2 separate regions of the Homo sapiens genome follow, and region 2 is linked to region 1. Evidence: read pairs that join two places in POLR2A ChIA-PET (ENCODE). Cell type or tissue: PC-3. All regions are shown on one strand. Links, peaks and the distances in the headings refer to the core of each region. The heading gives the core; the rest is flanking DNA. Region 1 overlaps MSRB3 (methionine sulfoxide reductase B3). Region 2 overlaps MSRB3-AS1 (MSRB3 antisense RNA 1).

Region 1 (11,831 bases), core at 2,194-10,193:
GTTCAGGAGCAAAAGTTTCAAAACCACTCACTAGTCTAGTAAATTAATGTCACTATCAGGGGCCCTGTAGGTAATTGGTTTTATGCTTTGAACAAAAGTGTAGGAAACAATTGAGGTGTGTGTGTGTGTGTGTGTATGAAAAGTGTGTGGAGTTTCCGTTTGTTAGAAAGGAGTGAGGGTAGAAAACTAGACAGAACAGATTAACTAGAGGAACCGTATGAGAAATACTAGTGGGAGGGAAATAGATAATACAGAAGAAATAAGAAGAGTGCTGAATTTCAAGTATCTAATCACACCGGGGCCTGTTGTGGGGTGGGGTGAGTGGGGAGGGAAAGCATTAGGAGATATATTTAATGTAAATGACAAGTTAATGGGTGCAGCACACCAACATGGCACATGTATACATATGTAACAAACCTGCACGTTGTGCACATGTACCCCAGAACTTAAAGTATAATAAAAAAAAGAAAAGATCATTTCCCCCACTGCTATTTCTGTTATTTTATTCACACTTAAAGTATATGTGTGTGTGCATGCATATACGAGCATAATCCTCATCATTTACTTGACTGCTGTGTGTATTTTACTTCCTCACAAAAAAGGCTATTCAATTATTCTCATTTCATTTTCAAACTTGTACTCTAAATACATTTCCTCTCTGAACAATATACTGCTTTCTTACTGCTTACCAAGTACAAGAACCTCATTCACAGCCTTCTTATAAACCTAATGTATAATTTATTCCATGGTTCACATTTTCTTCACATTTACAAATTTTACCAAGCTAGTTTATTTCTCATATAGTACTACTGACTTTCAGTTAGTAAATTAACTGACAGAAGTAAGAATGTTTTCTCTTCTGGTTATTTGAACTTTTAAAACTTCATAAAGTGAATTTATTGCACATCAGATAAACCAAAGAAAACACTGGGAAAATAATTCAGAAAGTATTTTTGACCATTTATATTTTGCTTTGGTTGACACTTTCCTAGGTATTGTGGAATAAATAAAATAAATTTATGAAATATTTTTTTCCTCAACGTACTTACTTTTTTGGCATAGTAAGAAAAACACAACAAACCATTATAAAATATGACAAAATAATGCTAGTGTCTCTCTGAATGTGCCTGTTTGAAATGCTTTTGTATGTAATAGGAAGGAATATGACTACATCAAACTCAGGCAAGACTTCTTGGGGGAGATGAGAACACACTTTACCAGGCCAAGAGAGGGGTTCAGTTTTTCCCAGGTGGAGGATGCCTAGTAGAGAATACCATATGAGAAGAGGAATCAGAGATAGAATCAAAAGTGGATTTTTCAAGGATATGGAACACTAGTCCAATAGGAGTGGGAAGGTGGGTTATGTTGGGAGTAATGGGAAATATGGCTGGGGAGTTACAGGGGACCAATTAAGGAAGTCCTTGGATGCCAGAGAAGGCATCTAAATTCCTACTAGAAATCTTTTAAGCCTTGGAATCTTTTCCTCCATAAAGCCCTATCTGATCCTTCTAGTGTGAACGTGAATGTCCCTCATCTCTGCTCCATAGCACTTTGAATGCGCTTCCATCATTGCAATTTCTACTTTGTTTTATAATTATCTGTCTATGTGCTTGTCTACCCTCTTGGAGTGAATTTCACAATGGCAAAGCCATACCTTAGTCATATTTATATTTATAGCCCCGGCACATAATAATCACCAAATACGTAGTTGTTGATCACATGCATATCTGAACTCTGTTAGATAGATAGTGAGGTAATAGCGTGATGAAAATGAGATGTAAGCCATAACAGTGCACAAGATAGATTCTGGGATTGGAAAAAGAAGGAAATAGGGATGTTAATTAACAGCCTCAGTGGGAACTCTTTTTTTTCCTTGTTAGCGGATAAACCTCAACACTATGCATGTGCAATCAGCTTCTGATAATTTTGTTTGAGACCTTGAGGAACCACATAGGACATTTTAATATTTTGTATACACTTATTCAGCAGGCCTTCCACTGAATAGCTCATTTTCTATAGGTTCACTAATGATAATGATAATAATGCTAAAACAATAGCTAACACTTACTACAGCACTTACCATATGTCAGGCATGGTTCTTAGTGCTTCATATATGTGAACTCATTTAATCTTCACAGCAACACATTTTATAGATGAGGAAACTGAGAGAGGATAAGTAACTTGTGAAGATCACACAGCCAGTATACAAATGGATTTAGAATAGTAGCACTCAAACATTTAAAAAAGAAGAAAGTTAAAGAATTATAGTAGAATGAAATTTTAATATTTTATTTTAGTCACTCTGGTTATTTCACTTAGCATCGTTGGAACAAATGGAACACACAGAAACATGCATACACACACACACACATCTCTCAATTGTTTGAAAAATCTGTTTGTCACAGTACTTAAGTACTTAAGTTGAAAGTTGAAAAGTGTCTCAATGTGGGAAGGGCTAGCCCAAAAGTAATGAGATCCATCATGGCAGGTCATCAAGAAGGACTCAGTTTCAGGCAGGTTATTATCTGTCCTTAGGGAAGTCCCTTGGAATCCTGACAAGAAAATGGAGCCAATGTTCAGGAAGTCATCAGGCCATTCAACATCTGGGAGCTAGGGCAGCAGCTGGATTTGTGGGCAGGATTTTAGTAATTGAAACTGGGAGGTCATTTTATTTTCACTTATTGACTCCCTGTCACATTTTCTCAAATAGCTGCATTCCAAATTTTCACTAATCTTTTCTTTAAAAAAATCCTCTCTCTACATTTTTTGAGAAGATTGATGCCAACTGACACGAACTATTGTAAATGTCTATCTTACTACTGGAAATTTTTGTGTCCCTTCATCTTTATCAAACAATCAGAACAGGCACTGACTAACAGCAGCTAGTGGCGCCTGCTGAATATCAGGCCAGATGTGTGATCTCAGATTCATCACCTGTAAAATGGGGTAAATAACACCAAACAGGTGTAAAAACTAAATGCAGAAAAATGCCTCGAATATGCCAGGTATTCAACAAATGTTAAATACAAGTGGCCTGTCCAAGTTTTGGGAACATATCATACTATCACAGCAGCCTAAAAAATCCTTACAATGTGAGAAAGTACAGGCTTTATTAGACAGGGTCTGTCTGTTAACAGTGGATATTAGTGTGATGAGTCACAGCTCCAGCTGTGTTGCTACATTTCAAATGGAACTCTGCTGCAAGACTGTTCACACATGCTACATTTCACATGAGCCTCCTGTGCAATTTTATTCTAGGCTACCAGAAAATTTAAGCCATTTTTCAGCTCTTTAAGAACATAAGCCCTTTCACTGAGAAAATTCCAGTCCAGTGCCACACACAGTTCACTCAACTGTGCTACTTCATGCATGCTATTCTGTTCACCACTAAAAGAGACTTTCAACATGAACTTTTCCCTCTGTGATGCAATTTTGTGTGTGTGTGTGGCGGGGGAGGATGTAAGAGCACAGTGAGAAGATAAGAGTTTTCCCGTTTTCCTCTCTACTCAAATCCCGTCTCCTCAACCCTTTTAAAACTCTCCTTACGATATTTAACAACCATTTCAGTCACTGTGGAATTCTGTTATGGAGAGTAACATGAATTTAACTTAAGCTTTCTTTTGTGGAACTCTAGCTGGAAATTGCTCATAATTCCAGAAAATGTTTCTTAACCTCTAACGAAGTACATTTAACTTGAATTTTAAAAGATTTGAATTGCCTCTCACCTTATTCAAAATCCTTTAACGAAGAAAGCTTTCCAGTATAAAGAAACTGTTCTGAAATAAACTAGAGTTCTGAGTGGTGGCTTACTTAAAGTTGTGTTATAGCTGAGTAAGTAATATATTATTTTGAAGAGAATATAAAATTGACTTCTCTCAGCCCACTGACCCTTCCTGTCTTGTCCCCATACAATGATTTATAGGAAAAGTATTTGTAATACAGACAGTTACTTTTCTATCTTCAACTCAACTGAAAACTCAGAGAAAAACTACAGCTGGATTGGAAGAAAAGGACTTGCTTGAGACAGGGAGTAAAAACACAGCCAAAGCATGACTTTAGAAGAAAGAAAAGAACATAAAAGCTTGGCATAAGAAAAGGAAAGAACAACTCCATTTGAGAAACTAGAAAACTATCGCAAGGCATGACTCAAAGTATAACAATATACAAAGATAATTATAACTGCATTTTTCTTTTTAAAAAGTTATATACACACGGAAAAGAACTGAAGCAATAGATACAAAAATACCTAGGTGTGTGAAGTTGTGTGTGTATGTGTATTATTTGGGGAAAGGAAAGTGAGGAAAGAACAATCTTGCCTTGCCTCGTATTACCTAAATAACAATCTTAGTTCTTCAGTTAATTTTCCAAATGGATTACATTTTTCACAGTGAATTAGAATGGATAGTTAGAATAAACTGGGAAACATAATAGGGAAAACTTTTAACTGTAATTCATGTACATTTATCTTGTTTGAATAAACATGAATCAGAAAATTAATATTATTCCAGTTTACAAACTTTGAAATTACTTAAAGGCAGTTTATAAAAAATAATGTGCAAGTTTTAGCAAGTACTTCAGAGGTAATTCACAAAGCTTTTTTTGTAAATGAATAATTCTTTTATTGAAAAATAGTTATTAAGAATTGCACAAATTTTAATCAGATAGATATCTTCAGTGTGTTTTACACGTGGATAAAGAACCCATCACATAACATTGTCAAACAAAGATACAGAAGCCATCCAGCTCACCAGTTGGAAACATCGTGTCTTAAAAGTTTTAGCAGAGGCTGGGCGCGGTGGCTCACGCCTGTAATCTCAGCACTTTGGGCGGCTGAGGCGGGCGGATCACGAGGTCAAGAGATCAAGACCATCCTGGCCAACATGGTGAAACCTCATCTCTACTAAAAATACAAAAAATTAGCCGGGCGCAGTGGCGGGCGCCTGTAGTCCCAGCTACTCGGGAGGCTGAGGCAGGAGAATGGCGTGAACCCGGAAGGCGGAGCTTGCAGTGAGCGGAGATCGCGCCACAGCACTCCCGCCTGGGCGACAGAACGAGACTCCGTCTCAAAAAAAACAAAAAACAAAACAAAACAAAAAAAAACCAAAAATCAGCTGGGCATGGTGATGCATGCCTGTAGTCTCAGCTACTTGGGAGGCTGAGGCAGGAGAATCGCTTGAACCCGGGAGATAGAGATGGCAGCGAGCCGAGATCACACCACCGTACTCCAGCCTGGTGACAGAGTGAGACTACATCAAAAAAAAAAAAAAAAAAAAAAAAAAAGTTTCAGCACAAATTTGTTGCATAACCATAGTCAAGTTATTTTAACTTTCTATCTCATTTTTTTTCAGCTGTTAATAGTGAGAATAACATCAACTGTTTCTAATTCATAACCCTACCGTATCGAAGGAAAGGATCACAGAAACATGCTAGAAAAGATATAAAGTTGGAAGTATAAAGTAAGATTTGTGAAAACTGCCACTTTAAATAAATGTACACAGTAAGCCATAAACAGCATGCAAATCTGAAGTTCTCAAAACTAAGTCGGTATAACTGGCTTTTGATGTCAACATTATTGCATATTTTATAATATATTATTTGACACAGTGATCCATCTCATCCAAAATATTTCTGGTTTCTGTTGAATAATTTAAAAATATTTTAGTGTGGATTTTAAATTCTCCAAATTATATAACTTACATGAGTAACTCAGAGTTTTAATACATTTGTCATTTGCAAATCTCTCTCCCCAACAAAACTATGAACTTTTTGAGATAATAGATTATGATATAGGGCTTTTGTAGCCCCCACCTCTACTCCATTACACGGGCATTGGATTTTGCAAATCCTAGGTACTTGACTATTTGTTAAATAAATACAGTTTAATCCTGATAAGAATAACAGCAATAACCTGCCTGAAAATGATTCAAGTTGACACTAAGATGGCGGAAATGTAAATAGATACTTGGTACTGGATTCCCATAATTATTAATTCCCTGCCATGTTTTCTGAATAATTTTTTTTTGTATTTTCTGATTTCTGTGGTGCAAATGCTTCTGCTGTGGGCTATTTCAAGTACAGATATGACATCACTAAATGTCGGTTTGGGAAGGGACGTTTGGTAGCACCATTACACAGTATTCTGTAATACAGATATGACAGTTGTAAATAATGTAGTCAAATGTAGTTAAATAATTGGGAAGTGGTGAATTTTGAATATTTATTATCTTTGTTTTTAATATACTACTCCTGGAACTTACTTTTGGTAGATGCTTGTTACAACAATAGCATTGCTTGCAACTGTAAAGTTGTACCTGTCTCACCTAAGGGAGTGATGACGACGTCTATGGCTAGGACCTTTAACAACAAAACAGTAAATAGAGCAAAAAGTCACAAAAAATAGGATCAACCACCCAAAGCTACATTAGAAGAAAAATTCATAGTCGAGCCTTTTTATTATCAAATATAAGAACGATTAAAAATAATGAAACTAAATCTTCATCTCAAAGTGCTAGAAAAATAACAACAAAATCAATAAAAGAAATTGGGATAAAATGTCCACGTTTTTCCTCCAGGCATTTGCCAATTCTAGGCATGAGAAGAGAGGTAAAGATTCCAGGCTGGGCGCGGTGGCTCATGCCTGTAATTCTAGCACTTTGGAAGGCTGAGGTAGGCAGATTGCCTGAGCTCAGGAGTTCGAGACCAGCCTAGGCAACATGGTGAAACCCTGTCTCTACTAAAACACAAAAGAAATTAGCCAGGTGTGGCGGCATGCACCAGTAGTCCCAGTTACTTGGGAGGCTGAAGCAGGAGAATTGCTTGAACCCGGGAGGCGGAGGTTGCAGTGAGCCAAGATTGTGACACTGGATTCCAGCCTGGGTGACAGAGCAAGATTCTGTCTCAAAAAAATAAAAATAAAAATAAAAAGATTCCAGACATTCCAGACAGAGACATACTGCTAAGAGGCAGACATACTAACAGAAAGGTGTTTCTCAGCCTCAGCTCTATTTACATTTTGGGATGGACAATTCTTTGTTGCGGGGAGCTGCCCTATACATTGTAGGATGTTTAGTAGCATCTCTGACCTTCCACTAGATGCCAGTAGCATTGTCCCCACTTCTTCTGCACTTGTGACAAACAAAAATTCCTCCAGACATTCTCAAATATTCCCTGGGGCAAAATTGTCTCTTGTTGAGAACAGCTGATCTAGACAACCAACAGAATGGTAAATCTAGCTCTAAATCAACAAATAATAAATCAAACACTGACTTTTAGTATTTTCTGATTTCTGTGGTGCAGATACTTCCACTGTGGGCTATTTCAAGTACAGATATGACATCACTAAATGTGGGGTTGGGAAGAGATGTTTGGTAACACCATTACACAGTATTTCTGTAATACAGATATGACAGTTGTAAATAATGTAGTTAAGTGTAGTTAAATAATTGGGAAGAGATGAATTTTGAATATTTATTTTCTTTGTTTTTAATATAATTCATTTAATTATAAATTTACGTAATTTATTTTTAATAATGGCTATGTTTAGCAGCTAGCTCAACAGGTTCCTTAAATGATAACAATAGATTCTCCTAAGCTTCAGCACACCACTGTAATGGGGGCAAACAAAAGATAGACCAAACTTAACAAAAACTGCAATCCAGCCTCCAGTCAGCTCAGTCCCCAAATTGATTAAGGTGATCTTTCACCTCCTTTCCCCAGTCTAGCTGGCTATCAGAGGATAGGATGAACCCTCTCTGGAAGAAGATTAAATTATCTGGAGTGCAATTTTTCATGCACAAAGCCTGGCATTCATAAAAAATTACCAGGCATACCAAAGTACAGGATCAAGGGAAATAAATTGACAAAACAAACAGGTTTATACACAGCCCAGATATACAGATATTTAAGTTAGGCTTTAAAATAACTGTGATTAATATATCCAAGAAAATAGATGACAAGATGGAGAATTTCACCAGACAGCTGGAATCTATTGTAAAGAGTTAAGTAGTTTTAGGGCTGAAAAATGCAATAACTGAAAGTATAAACACAACAGATGAATTTAACAGCATATTAGACACACAAGAAAGTAGGACTGGCAGACAGCAACAGCAAAAAACAGGTTAGTAGAAAATATCCAGACTGAAGCTAGGAGGGCAAGAAAAAATTATAGATAAGAAATATGTTTCAGTTATAACATGTATATAATTAGAGCCACAGAAAGGGAGGGAAAAGAAGATGGGAAAGCAATATTTGAAGAGATAATTGCCAAGAATTTTCTCAAACTCACAAACTTAGAAAAAAACTTCAAGCTACAGATTGAGAAAGTGCTTGAAATCTGAAACAGGATGAATAACCATATCTTATTATATCACACTGCTAAAAATCAAAGGCAAGGAGAAAATCTTAAAAACATCCAGATAAATTAACATGAAAAATAAAAAATGTAGAACTGTTAAATAAATTCTAGAGGTTGATCTTTGAAAAGACCAATAAAGTTGACCATTTCTGTCAAGTGTAGTCAAGAAAGAAGGGAGGAAAAGTATAATGTTTAAAACACTAGAAATGAGAATAAGATAAAACCACAGAGATGGAAAAAACTATTTTAACGTAAGAGAATACTATGTATAACCCAATTCTAATAAATTAAAAATCTCAGTGAGGTGGGTAATTTTCTAAAAATAAAATAATATACAAAATTTGACTCAGGAAGAGTTACAAGACCTGAATAGACCAGCAACCTCAGAAGAAATTGAGTTATCACAAAAATAAATTATTCCTATGCTATTATAAACTGTATCAATTAAAGAAAATAGAATAAATCTTATCAACTTATTGACAAATGTAAAGTACTCCTAAAATCAAGATCTGATAAAAAGATATTCAATCAAAGAAAAACTATAGACCTATCTGATTTATGAAAATAAAATGCACTCACATTTTATTGCAGCACTGTTCACAATAGCCAAGATTTGGGAGCAACCTAAGTGTCCATCACAGACGAATAGATAAAGAAAATGTGATACATATACACAATGGAGTAGTATTCAGCCATAAAAAATGAGATTCAGTTATTTGCAACAACATGGATGGAACTGGAGTTCATTATGTGAAGTAAAATAAGCCAGACACAGAAAGACAAACATCACATGTTCTCACTTTTCTGTGGGTGCTAAAAATTAAAACAGTTGAACTCATGGAGAGAGAGAGAGAGTAGAAGGATGGTTACCAGAGGCTGGAACAGTTGGGGGGAAGGGAGGATGGTTAACGGGTACAAAAAATGGTTATGAAGAACAAAAAATTGAAAAACTAAATGAGACCTAGAATTTGCTAGCACAGCAGGGAGACTGTAGTAAAAAAATAATTGTACATTAAAAAAAAAAAACTAAAAGAGTATAATTGGGTTGTTTGAAACAAAGGATAAATGCTTGCAGTAATGACCCCGATGTGGTAATTATGCATTGCATGCTGGTATCAAAATATCTTAGGTAACCCATAAGTATATACCTACTATATATCCACAAAAATTAAAAATAAAAAAGAAAATAGATGTAAGAATCTTAACTAAAATATTAGTAAAAGGAATATAGCAATATGTTGAACAAGTAACATGTCATGACAAGGTAAGGTTTATTTCAGGGATGTACAAATGGTTCAATACTGGGACATCTTAGGAAAAATATAATCATTTTAATATGTACTCAGAAGAGATTTTATACACATTCAAAATGTATTCTTTAATTTAAAAACCTCTTAGTATAAATGAATACTATGTTTCATTAAATCTAAGAAGTCATTTGTAAGGGTATAGAAGAAAAACCAAAGTGTTTTTTTCTGTTGTCTCTCACCACTCAACACTACTACAATACAAGTTCTAGGGGAAAATAGAAGTGGGAACTTGTATAACACTGGGGTGATGTAGGCCTTTCTAAACAAGATTCCCAAAGCAGAAATAAAAAGATAAAAGACATTGGATTGGACTACTAAATATTTTACTTTTCTATAGCTCAAAAACACCATAGAGTATATTATTAAAAAAAAAACCAACAGCAGTGGCAAAAAAGCAAACTGGGAAAAATATATGCAATCCATTTGATGGACAAAAGATTCATATCAAAATCAATTGAGAAAGACAAACCTCAGAAAAATGGGCAGAAAATATAAACAGATACTTTTCAGAATAAGAAATACATATGATCCACAAACTTAGGAAAAAATCTTTCACCTCTTAATAATAAAAAATGAGGTAAAAAGATGAATAATTTTTTACCTACCAAATTAGTGAAGATTTCCAATATTGTCAAATTAAGTATTGGTCAGAGTATAGGAAATTAGCACTTTCAAATACTACAGGGTAGAGTGTGAATTGGTAGTACCTTTCTGGATAGCAGTGTAATAAATTATTAAAAGTCTTAGAATTCTGCATGCCATAGGTCTAGCAATTACACTTCTAGGAACTTATTCCAAAAATCATTTTTATGCATAAAGATATAGCTACAAGAATGTTCTTAATCATTCTTCTTATGATACAAGAAATAATTTCAATGTCCAAAATAGGAGTCTATGTAAATGAGCTATATGGTGAAAATATATCTGACATTTCAGATAATAGTGCAAAAGAACATTTAATTATCTGGAAAGAGATTTAAAATACATTTATAAGTCTAAAAGAGTATTAACATATGATCCCATATCTATGAAATATGCATACCTATAAATATATGCATAGGAAATAGTTTAAAAGGTTTTGTACCAAATGTTAACAGTAGTTATCTCTGGATGGTGCAATTATAGGTGATTTTTAAAATCTGTACTTTTAAGTTTTTCTAAAATTAGCAAGTATTTATAGGGTATCAGAAAAACACTAATTATTTTAATATTACCTTTGCTCAATGTGTTACAAACACTGAACAATTTATTTTAAAAACTGACTTTAAACACATCATCTCTCTATGACAAAATTTATCTTTTCCCAATAATAATTTGAAAGAATGAATTAGAATGTAGTTCCACATTTATTTTTAAAGGCCAAAATCCATATTGCCCATCTACTCACATTCGTGGTAGATACTTTGCCCACTGCCATCTCTTCTAAGTTGTTGCTGCTTCTTTCCTTTTTTATCCCTAAGTGACTGGTAATGGTGATGACTTCCTAATGAAAGGTAGCCACCGGAAGCTTAAACTGCTTAAACCTTCTGGTTTCAAATTTTCTCCCTCCTCATGACTACCTTCCATCTTCCTGTAGCACTTACACTGTCCTATTCCCAGAAGCCTAGAGGCAATCAATGAAGGGCGGGACACCAAAGTTAGATTTGCATTTATTTTCAAATGGATTGATTTTTTTTAACTGTTTATCATGTTTGAATATTTTAAAATTGGGAATATTTTAAAGCCACCATTGGTTGAGAAATTACCATGCATTTTGCTAAGCACTTTAAAGAAAATTGTCTCCTTTATTTTTTACAACTTAAATAGAAAATCAAAGCTCACAAAGGGTATGTAATATGCTCAAGGTAACACGGGTAGTAAGAGATGGAGCTAGGACATAGATTCATGTCTGTCTGGCCCCTAAGGCACCCTTCCCTAGCTCAATATTATGTTATAATGCTTCCCTGTATTCTGGCTGATTCTTCTTTTTGCTGAGTAATTCACCATCTGGTAGCTATCACACTCTGGTGTTAATTGGTGCTAATTTTCTGATAATGGCCAATGACTATACTTGGATTTTAAAGTGGAAAAAGCTATGATTAAGGTGTAATACATGTGAGGTTTAAAGTCACAACTTTCCCCACTTTACTGTGTGTGACTTTGAATAAGCTACTTAACCTCTATGAGCC
Region 2 (11,831 bases), core at 2,310-10,309, 230 kb after region 1:
TACTTCGAAATGTCATCAACTCTAAAATTACAAGGTTGGATCAGATCCATGATTTTCAAATGTTCATGGCTGCAGAGCCCTTTTGTTAAAACCTTACTTAGATGGCCAATATATAAAACAGATACCTCTGGCGTTTCCTCTGGCAAAGTGGGAAGTAGATGTCTGGGACCACATATGCTAGGAGGCCCCTTGGGCTCCCTGCAAAGTCCCTAAATCACCTCCACAGAGCCCTTCCCAGGTATGCACTTCAAAGACCAGTGAAGGCAATGATCTCTCTGGTCCTTTTTGATTGTAATCCCCAATGATTCAATATATGCCCAAGGCCAGGGGTGGTTGACAGCAGCATGAAGTAATCTGTTCCATGGTCCATGGGCATCTAAGGAGATTGGCGTTAGCTTGTCCTTTTGCAGACAAGGCAATTTACCTTAGTGTTAAAACAACAAAAAAAACCTCCAGCACTTCATGGTGGTTGGGGGTTCTCTTATTTACAACCAAAGAAGAAGAAGAAGAAGAATAAGGAGGAGGAGGAGGACGAGGAGGAGGAGGAGGGGAGGAGGAGGAGGGGGAGGAGGAGGAGGAGGAAGAAGAAGAAGAGGAAGAGGAAGAGGAAGAAGAAGAAGAAGAAGAAGAGGAAGCAGCAGCAGCAGAAGCAGCAGCAGCAGCAGCAGCAGCTTGAGGTAACCATGAACTAGAAATTGTGTCCCCATTATATGACTAACATAGCAGAGTCAGGTCCTGGATCCACCATTTAGTATGCCAGGTAGAGTGTATGTCACCTCATTAGTCCTCACAACAACCCAAGAGGTATGATCCTCATTTTACAGATAAGAACGCTATATAGCAGGTTAAGGAACTTGCTCAAATATCACACTATTACAGAGAATTGTGACTTTTAAAAAAAACATTTACTCCCTCCTAAATGAGATGCTCAAATTTATAATCAGTTACCAAAGCCGTGGAAATTTCTCATCTCACAGAACCTACCATTCAATGACTCTTAGAGCATTTTTGCACATGAAATGGACAAGAAAAATGTTTGTGACAATCTGAATTTTAAATGGAGATCAAGGGTCCTTGCAGTAGTGAAGGAAAAGCAGGCATCTTTCCTTCCATTTCATGGACTTATATTTTAAGAAGCTCAGCCATTCCAGTCCATGCAGAAAAATACTCTCAAAGGAATATTTACAATGTGGATCTTATATTAAACATTTGGTTTTATATGCTTAAATATTTATAAAAGCATACGTTGAATAAATTTTAGTCTACAAACTGAAGTGTTCAAAACATATCAATTTCCTCATTTCTTTAAATCAATTTAATTTTCTGACTCTCAGCCTCCATCCTTAAAAGATGGCAAAAACATCTACCTCATCCTTTTGAGGGCCCCCTCTCCTTCCCAAAACCATACCACTACCTGGAAAGCTTGCTCGGGATAAGGACAATTGAGGAAGGAGCTCTAACCTCCAATTTTTCAAGGTATCACTGGCATCCCACTGTGAAGCCCACAGTGGGCCCAGAATTTTGGTGGTGCCAATTTGTGGTTAGAAGGCTTTGAGGAAAGTGCCTCCCTCTAGATGCCCTGAGGAGCCATCTCCTCTGGGAAGGGATAGCTTTATTCACAAGTGACATGGGTAGTCTCACAGGGTCCCCTGCTCAGAAAAACCCTGAGTTTGTTTTAATGCTCTTCTATTGAAGTCCTGAAATTTGGACAAAAGTTTCCACAGTTTCATTTTGCACTGGGCCTTGCAAATTATAAAGCTGATCCTAAAACTAATGGGTTTAGTTAGCAGCTCTTCTGCTCGCTTTCTTAGAGGGGTCTTCAGCCTTCCTTCTCTATCCTATTAGGCAAAAGAGCTTCTCTTGCCTCGCTTTGCCCTCCAGTGACTTTGCCTCTCTTTTTTGGAGTCTGGGGCACTTAACATTATCTCTTCAAGGGTCTTAGGCTTTTACAAAAGACAAAAATAGTCACGGAGGACTTCAGGGGCTTTCCCCTTCCATCCTGCAAAAAGTCCCTGAGGCAAAGGAGCATACAAGGAACAGGTTCCTGCTTAAAATCAGCGAAGAAGGAAAAAAATGTGTGAGGAGAAAAACCATACCTTAATATTTTAATAAATTGTTATACCACATATGTAGTTTGTTTTAATTAAGTTATTTTATAATCAGTTTTGATGACTTTGTCATATGAAATGGGCCTCTAGAATAGAACCCCAACACATACTCCTGTACCCGTAAAAAGCAGGGACACAGAGAAGTCAGCGGGGTGTTGCTATGAGTAGGGTGAGCATATGTATTATAGCTCACACTGGGACACATCTGAAATAGGAAGGAATTGCTATCAATAATTACACCAGAGCAGTAAGAGTGAGCTGAAACCACCCTGGGCAAACTCAAATACATGGGCACCCCACCTATAAATGATAGAGGCAGAATTTGAACGTGGGTCTGTGTTACTCCCACCATTGGGATATTAATTAGGATAATCTGTAGCCAGCTCAACAGACTGACCACCAATGCTTTATTCCACATCCATTCTGTTGTTTTGCTGTTGACATGGCCTGAGAAAGGCTAGGTTCACAACTGGAGAATTTTATTCATGAGAAGCCCAGCAACCGCATTCCTTTGTTGTAACTGGCCAGTGCTCCAGGCATGAATGAGGCAAGTTTCATCTTCAATATTTACTGAAAACAGACGCTGAAGTTTGAGAAGCAAATGTAAAGTGCTCATTCCAAAGCCTCTTTATATACATGTTAAATCAGTTTGTGGGAAAGAGACCACAGAGATTGTTTAAACATTCATACTGATGACACAACTGTTCTAAAATATGCAGTTTCTTGTAGTTATATGTGGAATTAATTGCATATGGAGAAAGTCATCTAAGTCATCTTTTGAAACTGGCTAAAAGGAAATAGTCCATAACTCAGTGATATCAACATACACACCACTGTTCTGGGGACTCTACTTCACTTTTTTTCTTATCTCAGGCACTGTCTGAAGACGCTGTTTTCTCACTCAAGGCGTCATGACTCAGCTATGTAGCTCTGTCGAGAGACAGAAAAAAAAATCTGGGGCCAGAATGGAAGAGATAGCATTTAAGCACAACTGGAACTGTTGTGACCCTGGATTCTGGAGTGCAGCTCACTTCACCATGTTGCCATCGGCAGAGGAGTCTAGAAGAGTTGGTTCCTCTCTGCCCTTGAATTCCATCAGAGTCACGTGGCAAGTCAGTTGGAAGTAGATTTTCTCCCTTACCACACAGCACATTCCAATAGTCATTCTTAACTGAATTACCCCAAATTCTTAGCAGGGTCTCCTGTTAACCACAAGCGGTTAGATAGCTATGTTTAGACAGCAATGGCTCCTTATCTCCTTCACGCTGAGGGAAATCAGCGGTCCTTTCCTAGTGGCGGCTTGAGGCTCAGCTCCTCTGGGATGGAATCAGACCTCCACCACAGCCCTCAACCACAGGGAGTGGGACTCCCCCATATGTCTTATTCACAGCAGTAATCACACGTTTAGTACATCTGTTGTTTTAAATTTTTAGTCCCATTAATTCTTCCTTTTTAAACAAAAAGATATGAGGAGTTGAGAATCCCCATATTCACTTTGAAGTACCCTCACTTAAGGGGGAGATTTGGGGGAAAAAAATTGAGACATGAGGCAATCCTGAAAATATGAATAAAAGAATATAAATATTTCTCCAGTCTCTCTAGTCTTCATTAAAATACATAAGAGGAAGAAACTGGTTTGCCCTTCTATATTTAATTTGGACTCTAACCTCTTTGAAAATTCAGTGGTATGATTAATTTTAGCTTATCTTATGGAATGACTCTTCACCTATAAATAAGTCTGTTCGTCTTCAGAAGACCATAAATATGCCTCCTGGTTTAGAGCTATTTTTAAATATCTCTTACATATAATTGTAATGAGATCTGCTTCCAGGACAATAGCTTAGTATCAGTTACATTTCTATTATGTTCTGTTAGTTTCTTGGTTGGGAAACATGCAAAAATGAGCTTACTTGAATGAATATGAATATTCAATGTTAAGCAGAGTAATAAAGACAAAAGAGAACCTGATATTTGATCTAACAAGACTAAAAAGAGCAAAACAAGAGAAGGAGAGAAGAGGAGGAGGTGGAGACAGAGAAGTAGAGATAAAAAAAAAACAGAAGAGTTGGAGGAGGGAGAGAATAAAAGCTTGGGAGTTTTAAATTTCAGGTAAAGGTGTAGAAATTTTTATTTTTAATTTTTTTTCTATGTTGTCCCACACAATGTTGGAAAATAGGTGGAATAGTGAGGAGAGAACAGGACAGGCATTAGAGGTTCCTTCCTTACCCCTTCATCAGCCAAGTGCCTGATTCTCCACTTTTCTATCTCTCAGAGTCCCCAGGCTCACATGAGGTTTGCACACCCATACAGGAACGTGTTATCTCTATACTCACACATTAAACATGGCATGGCATTATTGGATGTCTTGAGGCCAATGATGTCAGAAGTTATTTTCAGTGTAAAGTTATATACAAGTAATTAATAATACTTATAACAATCATATATGCTTCAAATTAGTGATAAAAGCAACCTGGTAAATGAAAAATGACATACTCGGCTATTAAAAATTATATTGCTACAGAAAAAAGTTGAGAATCTGGTATTTCTAGGGCCACAATTAATTTCTTATATTAGAACTCAAATCTTTAAAATAAAATCTCACACATGGGAATTACACTTGGGACTTTACACATGGGAAATGAATGATCAACTTTTCCTTCCTAGGTCATCTCCCATCGGAATAACAGACTTTCCGCTCTATAGAAGACAAAGGACTTGCTTTTCTCCAGAAAAATATCTCCCCATTGATAAATAATGAGCAAATGCAGGACACTTAAGTAGTGTTCCCATCAGTAGTGTGAACCCTGTCAGCACTAACCAGCTGGTCCTTGTCTGTTTTGCAGTCAAAGAAAACGGGAACCCAGTGTGCATCTGAGTTCCCAAGGAGGGAAGGCTATGATTTGCCAGGTGTGTGCATGGGCAGAATGCCCAGTCCCAGGTTGTTTTATAAAAAACCTTGCTCAGGCATGGCCAGCAAAGCTGTGGCAGTCCTGAGGAAGCAAGTAAAAGACCATCATTGCTATTTCTGCAATATGCTTACCCTCTGCAAAACATCCTTGCATTTTCTTGAATTGGTAAACAAGAGTTCAGAGAGGAAGTTAGAGTCATGACAGACAGTTGGAGTGGTAGGCAATTTAACTGTTGTGATTTCTATCATTCATCAAATCAACACAATTATTTCAGTAACCAAATATGCGTTCAGAGAAACCAAGATTATAGAAGGCAGGTGTGGTGAGTGAAGAATTAGCAGATACCAATTTGCTTCTATTTGCAGAATCCAGGAATCAGGATCATATTTACTAATACACTTTGCAGGCAAAGCTTTTAGTTATTTCCATGTAATTGTTATGTAGCAAATCTTGGACAATTCATTTTATGTTTGCCTAACCCAGAAAGGTAAACTGGAATGATAGTGTTTTTCTGGATAATTTGATCCAATGAAATAATGACCTGGAGTCACATGGTGATGTCAGGGTTCTTGCAGCTCACGCCTTAGAACCGAGTTACATGGGAGACCATGTTTGAACAATGTCCTTTAAGGAATTCAGTAACTAAACCCCACTGGACAGGAGCCAAGACAAGCCTGCTTAATGCCAAATTCCACTATAGTGGGTCATGTTATTGGATGGCTCAAATGAATCTGGGCCACGAAAAAGGGCCTCGTTCCCTCTATAGTTAGTTTTTTGTCTGAACTATCCAGATAATTGCTTCATTTTTCAACTTTTGTTTTTCTGCATGGAGTAGAAAGGCAGCTCTACTTATTTAGTTTTGTCTTTTGTTATAATCAAATCATCACCTGTAATTCTCAGAAATCATCCCCATAAAAATATGTAACTTTTGTATATTTCAAAAAGAACCACCTAATTCCACATGGCTACTTATTCTTTTATACATTTATTCATTTGTTCATTGTGATTCATTCAGCCAATATTTAACTGGACAAACAGAAGATACATTATCCTTTTGTATCATGCCACTTATTTGGGAATCTTTAATTAGCAGAAAAATCTTTCAAGTATTAAGAAGCACCAGGAAAAAGTAAACAGCTTTTGGAAAAGTTCTCCTGAAATGCTACGTCTCTGTAAAAACAAAAAGTTTAACCTGCAAAACAAGTGTATTATTTGAAGTTTACACAGCACCTTTTACTGGAAAATGTTCCAAGCATTAACATTTAATCTTACCAACATTAGTCCCAGAAGAAAACCAACCTTTTCTTTCTTTGAAAACCGGAGAAGCAGAGCTGCAGTTTGTGAATTTTCCTCTATTGAATGAACTTTTAGATCTAGACCACGTGTCCCTTATTAAATTCAGGTCACTCTGGAGAGCTCTAAGATATCATGAAAGGAGGCTACACAAAAAGTAGGGTCTTCTTTCACCCCGTCCCTCATTTCTATTTTCCCAATACCTTTCCCTAAACCTTATCAGCCCATTTGAAAAAGAAAGTGATTTATATTTGAAGATAACCCATGTGGTTTGGATCTCTTTTTCTGCTGTTATATTAATCACTGCTGTCTTACTTGTGTCTTGCAAGCAACAACAACAAATAACAAATAGATATCCTCCTGCTAAATGAAAAAGGTTCTATAACCTAAGGGTCAGGGTGAGAGAAGTTATATTCTTAGGGTGCTAAGGTTTAATATTAGGTTTGTGATCATTTTGAGTTCTTTAAATACGGTCTGCAGTGACCTGACAGCAGGTTGGTTGAAGGAAGAGAGTGGACAATCATAGTTACATGAAAATAAAGCTAGAAGGCTCACCTGTGGTTTGCCTGATTGTGTTCCTGCTCTCATGAGTGACACTTACCCAACTCCAACTCTTCAGAAGGGGCCCAACAGAGGACAGACAATCATCCATGCAAAGGCTGTAGGAAGAGTCAAACACCTGGTGAGTAGATGAACCAGATGATCATAGATTATTTTTTAATTCCAAAGTTGTATGAATCCAAATTAAAATTTTTGTTTTCTGTTGTAGTTTTTAATCTTTTGTGTGTGTGACAGAGAATGTAAAATAGAATGCACATACAGAAAAGTACATAAACCAAGCTCCTGTGAAATGACCATTTAGGTCAAGAATAGAACATAGTCATCTCTGAAGTCTTTCCATGACCTTACCAATCACATGCCCCATATCCTGAATTTTATGGTTGTATTAGTCCATTCTCACATTGCTATAAAGATACTACGTGAGACTGGGTAATTTATAAAGGAAAGAGGTTTAATGGACTCACAGTTCAATGGCACAGTTCATGGCTGGGGAGGCCTCAGGAAACTTAAAATCATGGTGGATGGGGAAGCAAACATGTCCTTCTTCACAGGGCAGCAGGAGACAGAAAAATGGGCAAAGGAGGAACTTGCCAAACACGTAAAACCATCATATATCATGAGAACTCTCTCACTATCACAAGAACAGCATGGGGGAAACCACCCCCATGATTCAATTACCTCCACCTGGTCTCTCCCTTGACATGTGGGGATTACGGGGATTAAACTTCAAGATGAGATTGTGGGTAGGGAACACAGCCAAACCATATCAATGTTAAATATTTCTTTTCTTTTTAGATCTATCACTATGCAATATAGTTTAATTTGCATGTTTTAGAAAAAACCTTATATAAACAGAACCATATACTGTGTGTTTTGCTATTTTTGCTCTACCTTATGGTTCTAAGATTGACCCATGCTGTTAGACACAGTTGTCCTTCCTTCATTTTTGTGGCTAGACCCAGATAAGTTCTGCTGAATAAAGGCTTAAGCAAGTCCTGAGCCCCCTCGGCTGGTACTTCACTGGTAATTCAGCAGGACTGGTTATTCTGTGTCTAGGGTTCTGTTGCAGAGAACAGAATACTCTCTAGCTAATTTAGGCAGGTAGCGATTTACTATAGGTTTTTAAGTGGCATAAAGAATTTTTGGAAGGAGAGACAACACAGCCTATAGAGTGAGCTTTTGGTTACCTTCCTTTGCCCTGCCCAGTTACACACAGTACTGGAAACCAAGGGAGCTGCTGCCACTCTAGGATCAGGGCTCCTCAGGCTCCAGCACCACATTGCCACTGCCTTGATCACAAAGCCACTGCAATCAGAGAACCTCCTGATTAAAAGGTATCAGGATTATGAAGCCACTAATGCTACATACTCCAGAACCATTCTGTTCCTGACACAAACTGCACTAGCAAAAATGGATGTCCATTGCCTTTCTCCTAAATACCCATGCAAGGTACCTATGCTAGCAACCAAATCTCTGCTGACATTGCCAAGAAGACCAAACACCTTTATAACACACCTGCCAGCAGAAATGGCAAAAGCAATATGAGGATATTTGGTTTGCAAAGCCTAAATACATCTGGGACTTTAGCTGAAATGTGTGAGAAAAAGTAGTCTTCATTGCACATCACGGCAATGGCTTTCAAATTTGGGATCAGAACCCATCATTAGCAGATCATGAGAACATTAAAAGAAAGAAAATAGAACAGAATAGAAAATATCAGAAATCATGAACTCAGTAAGCACAAGTACTATTTTGTAGTACACATATGTGTATACTGGATTGCAATATCAGATGTTTTTCTTACTGTGGGTTGAGTTATTTAAAAAGTTTAAAAGCCACTGCACTAAAAGGAGGGTAGAATAGGTATTGAGTGCCAATCAACCATATTCACCACAATTTCTCTTATTGAACATAGAGTTCAACTGTTGAACATGTTCAACAATGAGACTCTTGGCAGATCTTGTCGGCTAGTGTCTTCTAACAATCTACTTTGGAGCATCTTAGTGGTCTGGATCTTCTTTACAGCCTGAACAATTCAGAAACACAAGACACAATGCTGGTAGCTTGGATCAAATCCTCTCCACAAATGCCTTAAATTCAGCTAAGATCACTTAAGCTCCAGAAAAGATAGGATTTAGAAGTCTGTGTGTTGCCAATAACTGGTAGAGTGCTCTGACTGAGGACACAGATGGTTGTGTCTACCTGCCTCCCTTTCGAAGTCATCCTCCACAAGTCCCTTTGTGAGCTTTTAAAAACACAAACCTGATTATTTCACTTTTGTTTTAAAGCATTTGAAATATTCTTTGGCTTATGGCAGTGATTCATAAACTTGAGATGTTTGTTAAAATACAGATTCCCAGATCCTCCTCAGGGATTCTAACTCAATAACTTCAGGATGAGTCCCAGGAATCTGTACTTTTAGTGGGAACCGCTAGTGAATAAAAACTGGACTACTAAGCATGATCAAAACAATTTGTCCCACACCGACCTGGCCCACCTACAATTTTCCATTCTGTTTCTCCCTCCCCATCACCAGTCTCTCTTCTCTTACCTTCTTGCCGCCCTCCCTCTTTCTCCCATCTCAAACATCCTTACTCTCCCCTCACTTCCACCCAAAGACAAATAACTCACCTTAAAGAACCTAGCTCCAATATTACCTCTTTAGGAAACCTTTTATATGCTAATAAAGCTTTTTTGATACTCCATATATTTAATAATGCATTATATTGTTGTAATCATATTAAATTGTAATTACTAGTTGACATGCCATTTTTCCCTACTAAAGCTAGGACTGTATTAGGTACAATTAGTGTATCTTATTTTTTTTTATTATTTTATTTTATTTTTTGTCTTGCTCTTTCCCCCAGGCTAGAGTGAAGTAGTGCCATCTCGGCTCACTGCAACCTCCACCCCCTGAGTTCAAGCGATTCTCCTGCCTCAGCTTCCTCCTGAGTAGCTGGAATTATAGGCATCTGCCACCATGCCTGGCTAATTTTTGTATTTTTAGTAGAGACGGGGTTTCACCATGTTGGCCAGGCTGGTCTTGAACTCCTGACCTCAGGTAATCCGCCTGCCTTGGCCTCCCAAAGTACTGGGATTGCAGGTGTGAGCCACCACGCCTGGACATCTTATTTTTTTTATATTTCCAGTGCCTGGCACATGGTAGATATATCAACAATTTTTGTTTAATGAATGAATGAGTGAATGAATTATATATGGTTGGATGGTTAGATGGATATAACTGCTTCTCTAAACTATGGAATTAAAAAAAATATATGGATCCGCAGTGGAGATTAGGACTGTTACAGCTGGAACAGCTGATCATAGTTGCCGATGCCTTTGGAAAACTAAGTGCATATGGGTTAAGTCCAGGTTCCATGAAATTCAATGTGAGCCATCAATAATGTTGAATGTGGAAGGTGGAGGTTTGATTGGGAGCTGAATATTGGCATAGTATCAAAGTATCTCCCTGCCAAATACTTATGAAGAGGGAAAACATTGAGTTTATGATGGAGAAACTTAGTAGATGTCAATTTGATCCAGTGAACAGCAACTTCACTATTGGAGGGAGAGATTGGCCTCATGTGTCTCTTGATGTGATAGCCCAAGTAAAGTACAGCATCAGAGCATTCCTGCAAAGTAGTAATGGCCTGATTCTGGACATGAGGAATCATCAGATAAACTTAGGTAGAGGAATATCTACAGAATGAAGAGATAGAAAGATTGAAGAACTGTTCCAGAATGAAGAAGATTTAAAAATCTATGACAATTAAATGCAATGCATGATCCTGGGTTGACTCCTGGACAAGAAAATAAAGAGATATTATTGGGACAGTTGGAAAAACTTGAGAGTGTTCTGTTAATTAGATAGCAGTGTTATATCAATGTTGATTTCTTAATTTGGAGGGTTGTAAGGTGGTTATGTAGGAGAATGTATTTGTTTTGGAGAAATATACACTGGAGGAATTGGGAGTGATTAATCATCAGGTCTGCAATTACTGCTTAAATGGTTTATAACAGAATAATGTAAATTTTGAGAGAGAGAGAGAGAGATGGAGGAAAGGGGTAAAATGTTAATAATTGGGAACTTTGGGTAAGGAGATATGGGAGTTTTTGTACATATCTTGCCAATTTTCTTTAAATTTCATTTAAAAATAAATGATTGACTTCTACTTGTAGCCAAGATGGAATAACAGGGATCAGATTCAGCTCTCTGACTCAAACAACTGCAAAGGTAGCTACAGTGTGTAGGACAGAGTAGTTGGGATACAGGAGTGAGTAACTCTGGAGATCCTCAGAGGATTCCCTTTGAGTATTCAGCAGAGTGCTGATTAAAACATGTATGTGAGAAAATGGTCCAACGCTGGAGAAACTATTAGATAAAAAATATTCAGCAGTTAAAAGGCTGGGAATGGGGTCTGTTCCCAATAGCCAGACTGAAAAATCTTGTAATTTATGGAGCATTGGGTAGAGTAGTTAGAAAGGTCCTGTCTCAGTACTAGGGAATAAATTACCAGACTAAATGCTGCCATGGTCCAGCCAAACAAATCTTAAAAAGCAAGACTCAAAAGGATCAAAATGTTTCCAAGGAACTTAACTATATCCCAGAACAAAGCTCAAGAATATTTATAGGTACACAAAAATATCCAGGACCCAACAAGGTAATATTCACAGTGTCTGGCAACCAATAAAAGAGTGCCAGACATTCTAAGAAGCAGAAAAAATAAGACCCATAATGAAGAGAATAATCAATCAATTGAAATCTACCCAGAACTGACACAGATGTTAGCATTATTAAACACAGACATTTGAAAAGTTAATTTAACAGTATTCCAAAAGCTAAAAAAAATATAGAGTATGTTATAAAAATACAAAAAAAATCAAACAGCGAGAGCTAAAAACTATAATGTCTGAGATGAAAAATACACTAGATGGGATTTATAGCAGTTAAAACATTACA

Evidence for each region. Peaks named below come from ENCODE experiments on the same cell type or tissue, not always from the same donor. Only the 100,000 strongest peaks of a DNase experiment are listed, where the experiment ranks them.
Region 2: POLR2A ChIA-PET joins it to region 1 with 5 read pairs; 2 of 35 experiments call an interaction of 5 or more read pairs at or near these places.

What each region holds. Positions count from the first base shown.
Region 1 is chr12:65,332,178-65,344,008 of GRCh38, forward strand. All of the region lies in intron 4 of MSRB3 (methionine sulfoxide reductase B3), which reads left to right. Among named protein-coding and RNA genes, the nearest start is that of MSRB3, 59 kb to the left of the region's middle. In PC-3, for the core only: a CTCF peak has its summit at 7,093 (motif pointing right); DNase peaks (open chromatin) are centred at 3,164 and 7,154.
Region 2 is chr12:65,563,080-65,574,910 of GRCh38, forward strand. It overlaps MSRB3-AS1 (MSRB3 antisense RNA 1), which reads right to left. Exons shown (of 4, transcript NR_120431.1): 2 at 6,912-6,969. Among named protein-coding and RNA genes, the nearest start is that of LINC02454, 34 kb to the right of the region's middle. In PC-3, for the core only: no CTCF peak of the experiment used is centred there; DNase peaks (open chromatin) are centred at 2,702 and 5,662; H3K27ac peaks cover 2,149 bases.